Regions from separate parts of the Mus musculus genome. Here region 2 is linked to region 1. Evidence: chromatin loops called from intact Hi-C (ENCODE). Cell type or tissue: left cerebral cortex. All regions are shown on one strand.

Region 1 (2,500 bases):
CTTGAGAGGCCCAGCAAGTTTGTCCCCAGGCAGGCCAAGCAGAGGTGCGGGAACATAAAACACATTCCAGCGGTTGGCATCTGGGCGAGCAGCTGCCAAGCACAGTCAGCGTGTGGCCGCGGGGACTACGGAGGCAGAGCCCACACCAGCACCGCCCTCGGAGAGCTGGCTGCATGCAGGCTTGGCTCTGCAGGCTCCATCTGCTCTCCCCACAACCCTGCCACCCCGCCCAGAGCATCAGTCTTATCTCAAAAGTTTGGGAAGTGTGCCCAGGGGGTTGGCATCTTTTTGTGGGGCAAGTGCGTGGTGTGCAGCTTTGGCACTCCGGATCTCGGGAGAGGAGGTGGTGCGGTGGGGAGAGTATTTCACATACCGCGGTGACTATGACTCAGGGAGAAGGGAAACCCCAGAATTACCACAAAGCCATCCAAATCCAGGCTTGGCCTCACCAGTCAGCTAAGAGCGATTCTGTTTCATCTGGTTTCAGGGCGGGTGTTTGTGTCTGTGTATACGTATGCATATTTCTGAGAATGAATTCTTCTCCCGGTTTTCTTCTTTGAAAATAGATTGCGGGTTGGGGGCAGGGAGCTCGTAATGCCTATTAGAACTTCAAGAGATTGGTTTTCACAGGACAGCGCTTCAGAAAGGAGTCCCTGAAATTATCTGGTAGCCGCTTCTCAGCGACATTTTCTGTGGATTCACTTTAACATTTCAGTCCTTTTGAAAGCTACTATGGTTAAATTAACCAAAATCGAAATTTAAAAAAAAGTTCCTAGATTCTTCCAGGCCTACTTCACATCATCAAATCAGGCCCCGCTGGAGGTCCCATTAAAATGGCAGCTCCCACTGAGAGAGAGACAAAAGCCCCTCACTGAATGGGGATGCTGGAATAGTGATGGACTTTCAGAACAGCTTTTTTTTTTAATCCATCAAAAAAAAAGTTACCTCTGCATCGACTGTGAGAGAGTATTTATTTAGCTCTCCACACTGTGGGAAATGAAGGCTGTCTCCCTGATAAGGACACCAGCCTTTCTTGGGAGAGGAGAGAAATAGGAAGCTGTAACATGGCTGAACAAATTCCTCCTTGCAACAGAAATCGTGGGATGTTTCAGATGTGAACAGCTAAATTTTGGTGTGGTTTGGGACAAATTAATATGACTCAAATCTCACCTCACACCGGAGGCTGCTTCTAAGGAAGGGGGTGGGATGAATGCATTCATGTTCCTCAAAGTTCTGGCCAACGCTGTCTCCATTAAATTTAAATGTGGCTCCCTCTTCCCCCCCCCCCTCCACAAGAAAGTGATTTAAAAAGAAATGGGGACACCGAGAACAAACTAAAAATATATCTAAACAGCTTAGCTGTGTGCCAAGAAGGCTCAACACATGACTATGTGATATCCTAGGCTACATGAATGGTGTTTTTTTTCTTTTGTTTGCTTGTTTTGTTTTGTTTTATGTGACAAACTAAAATCTCCTGACCTTTGATTTGAGGCTAACTATGTTAGCATGTTCAGTGTTCCCCAGTGCTTCCCATGCAGTCCCAACAGCTGTTATTTCAATTATGCAGGCCTAAGGACTCACAAGAAAGTATTGTCTGATGTTCCAGATGATGGCCTGCACTGTCATCTTAATCTATGAACAAGCCCGGCCCAGGGGGGATGCTTAGTTTGTAGCAGGGAAGGTCAATTACATTCTCATTAAATTGAACACGGATGGCATCCTGTGGAGGATTAAAGTTCTTGGCTGTTATGAAATTGCCTAATTATCACTACTACATTCGGAAGCAGAAGCTACTGTCAACGTTGGGAACATACTTGTGATTTAAGAAGCATGTGCATGCTGCTCAGAAGGACCTAGTGGGAAAGATGACTTTCCAGTAATCAATACTAGAAATAAGTTTTTGTTGGCCTTAAAACACAACCTATGATTATTCTTCTGCTGACTTAACATCCATAACCGTACTGGGTTTGGCAACCATTAAAACGTTATTACCTTCCTTCAGCCACTGTTCATCTGGAGACGTCCCTCCCTTCCCCCAAAACAAACAAACAAACAAACAACCCCAAAAAGCAAGTTGTTAGGCACTTTGAGGTAGGTGTCTCTTTTGAGAGGCCAAAGGATACCCAACCAATTTGGGAGGAACCCAGGACCCAGGTTCATTTCTCCCCCGACTGCAGACCACTGTATGATGCTGTTATCTCCAGAGTCTGTACTGCCTTGGCAATCGGTCTCATGACATTCTAATCTACTTCACTGAGCCAAAGCTTTTAAAAGTCGATTTAAAACTTTATTTATTCAGTTGCACATGCATGGCTTAAACACCACCAAATGCATCCTGGAGTTGGACATGAGACATGACATCCCTGAGCAGTAAATCCCTTGAATGAGTACATTTTCTTCCCCTGTGGGTGTCTTCTTCTTGGCCATTGTCTGTCTTCTTTTCATGCCTGTCAGGCGGTGGCCATGACTGTGCAGTTATAAAGGTCAGTGGCCCAGCAGA
Region 2 (2,500 bases), 370 kb before region 1:
AGACAAAATCACAGTTGAGCGGACAGGATATATGGTGACCTAGATAATGATCCAAACTATTTTAACCCTAACTAGAAATGGCGCTGGCCTGAATTAAGGTTCTGTTCTGACTTCCTGACGCGCAGGCCTAGAAAGCGTGGTCACAAGCATCTTTTAGGAAAGGAGGTGGTAAATGTCACAGGATAATATAATGTGACAGGTAAATGTCACAGGGCTTTATCACTGTTCCCTTCCCTTTACAGAGCCCAGGTCACAGACCTCCCTGGAAAGAGCAGCTTCGCCATCACCCACGCACATGCCCCTGGGTGCCGAGGCAAGACACTAACTCTGTCCCCACTGGGCATCTGCAGAGAGTTACATTACTCAGGCATACAAAGACTCATGGATAGACTTCCTGGAATCATTGAGCAAAATCATGACTTGGGCATCATATAAGTGTGCTCAATAGCCAGGTCTATAGTGGGTAATGAAGGGGTAAAAATGTTGTCATAATCACGAAAAGTAACATGGGGATGGGTTTGGGTAGTATGGGATATGGCTGACAAACAGTTTGAAATGTGTGCCCTTTTGTACAAGGACTTTAGTACATCCTCATTATCAGCCCCTTAGGAACGGATTGTAATCATGCTTAGACTTTAAATCACTTTATTGACAGACAGCATCTTTTCTTTTGAGATAGTGTTTCACTAGGTATCCCAGGCTGGTCTCCAACTGAAAATCCTCCTGTCTCAGCCTCCTGAGTGTTATTAGTAGCTTTGAACATACTTGCTGATTTGAAACCTTATGAATACAGCAGTCAGAAGCCAGACGCTTTCAGGGAAACAGTCTGTCTGCCAGTCTGATATGTAAATACATATTAACCACACCTAATGCATGGATACATATCACACACATACACACATACACAAATACATACGAATAAAACTTAGAGCCTGTTGTCTTCTCCATCTCCTGTAAAAAGCTGTGAGAGACACATAGGTCAGGTGTGCCACCTCACTGTAGGGATGGAAGACAAAATGAGGAAGGAGAATGCCTGCCCAGGTCACACACTGTGCGGACAGCCTCGGTTCTCCTCACTCCATGTTCAGCATCTTTTTTTTTATACCTCCACTTAACTATGATACTGGTCTTAGAAAACGCTCTAAATGTCATGGCCTAACTGCTTTCCTTCTGAAGCACTCAATGCTCTCTGAAAGTAGAAATGTGTCTACAGCTTACCTTGTTAAGAGTCTGAGACTATGACTTTCCTTAGGAAAAAAAAAATCAGCTTCCTGTCCAATAAGGACTGTCATGGCCCTTAATGAGCATAATGAAATCATGACAGGTTCATTCGATAAGGCCTGCATCATAATTCTCTATTTGGACGGTTGGATAGAATCTGTAACCGTTCACTGTTTACACGGGGAAGAACTACAGGGCACAGACTGTAAAATGGCTGTGGTGGAAATAATGAAGTGGGTTAGCAGTGACACTAGGGTGCAGCATTGTCCTTTTCCCGTTGAGAGCACTGTTCAGAGAAATGAAACAAAGCCAGTATAATCTAAAGGCACCAAACATACAAGGCTTTCCAGCTGCTCTTCTGTTAGCTATGTGGGAGTGCCAGGCCTTGGCCAAAAGTCAAGCAGGCTTTCCCACGGAACAAGCAAAAAGTCCCTTCTGTCCTACTGCATTGGCTTTGTGGCAGTACACGTAATGCCACAGGTCCAGAGACTGGGTGCTGGAGGTGGCTAGGAATCCCACCAGGCATAAGAAATGGAGAGCAGATGATGGCCTCCAGGGCCCAGCAGGCACACACTACCAAGATCACCTTTTCACGCAACAGGGTAATACTAGAAAGTTTATGTTCCTGGGTCCTTCTTGAAGATCACATGCATACAGGACACGTTCCACAGTCTCAGAGTCCAGTGGTTAGCGACAGGAACTTTCCATGCATAGGCAGCCTAACAAAAGGCTAGGTGGACAAAGTGTCCACTTTACAGTATCACCAGGAGATGAGGTGCTGGTGACTGCCTAGGACCTGGGAAGTCACCAGACCATACCAGATCAGTTCCTGAAAGAACCTCAGCTTTGGGGTGATTCCAGGTTTGAGGCAATCACATTTAAATAGGAAAATTCTGTAGGGGCACTATTTGGACACGGGTAGAGGGAAGGGGTCTTATAGATTTAAAATTCCATAAAAAGTACTTGTGCTTGAGATTCATAAAAGTGTTAACAGTGGTGATTTTTAGCCAGGACCCTATCTCTTTCCATTTTCCCTTTCTTGGGGTGGGACTCAGCAAAAGGATGCCACACAGCACGCCTTGTGAGAAGGCCCAGTTACATTCTAGTGACACGAAAAGCGTGCACAAACATGCAGGTATGAATGAAATTTGCAAATCACCGGAGAGCGATGGAGCAATGCATGAGCTGGAGACAGGCGGCACGGAGAAACTGGAGTCCCTTCCATCGCTCAGGGGGGAAAGTTAACGAAGAAAAGGGTTAAGTTAGCAATTGGGAGCTG

Evidence for each region. A loop is a pair of places that touch in the nucleus more often than their neighbours do. Peaks named below come from ENCODE experiments on the same cell type or tissue, not always from the same donor. Only the 100,000 strongest peaks of a DNase experiment are listed, where the experiment ranks them.
Region 2: it touches region 1 in a loop (7-fold over the local background); 18 of 42 quality-filtered maps call a loop at or near these places.

What each region holds. Positions count from the first base shown.
Region 1 is chr5:3,150,096-3,152,595 of GRCm38, reverse strand. No RefSeq gene overlaps it. Among named protein-coding and RNA genes, the nearest start is that of Gm36548, 120 kb to the left of the region's middle. In left cerebral cortex, no CTCF peak of the experiment used is centred here; DNase peaks (open chromatin) are centred at 298 and 1,197; H3K4me3 peaks cover 434 bases; H3K27ac peaks cover 312 bases.
Region 2 is chr5:3,515,917-3,518,416 of GRCm38, reverse strand. All of the region lies in intron 6 of Cdk6 (cyclin-dependent kinase 6), which reads right to left. Among named protein-coding and RNA genes, the nearest start is that of Fam133b, 27 kb to the left of the region's middle. In left cerebral cortex, a CTCF peak has its summit at 1,487; a DNase peak (open chromatin) is centred at 1,556.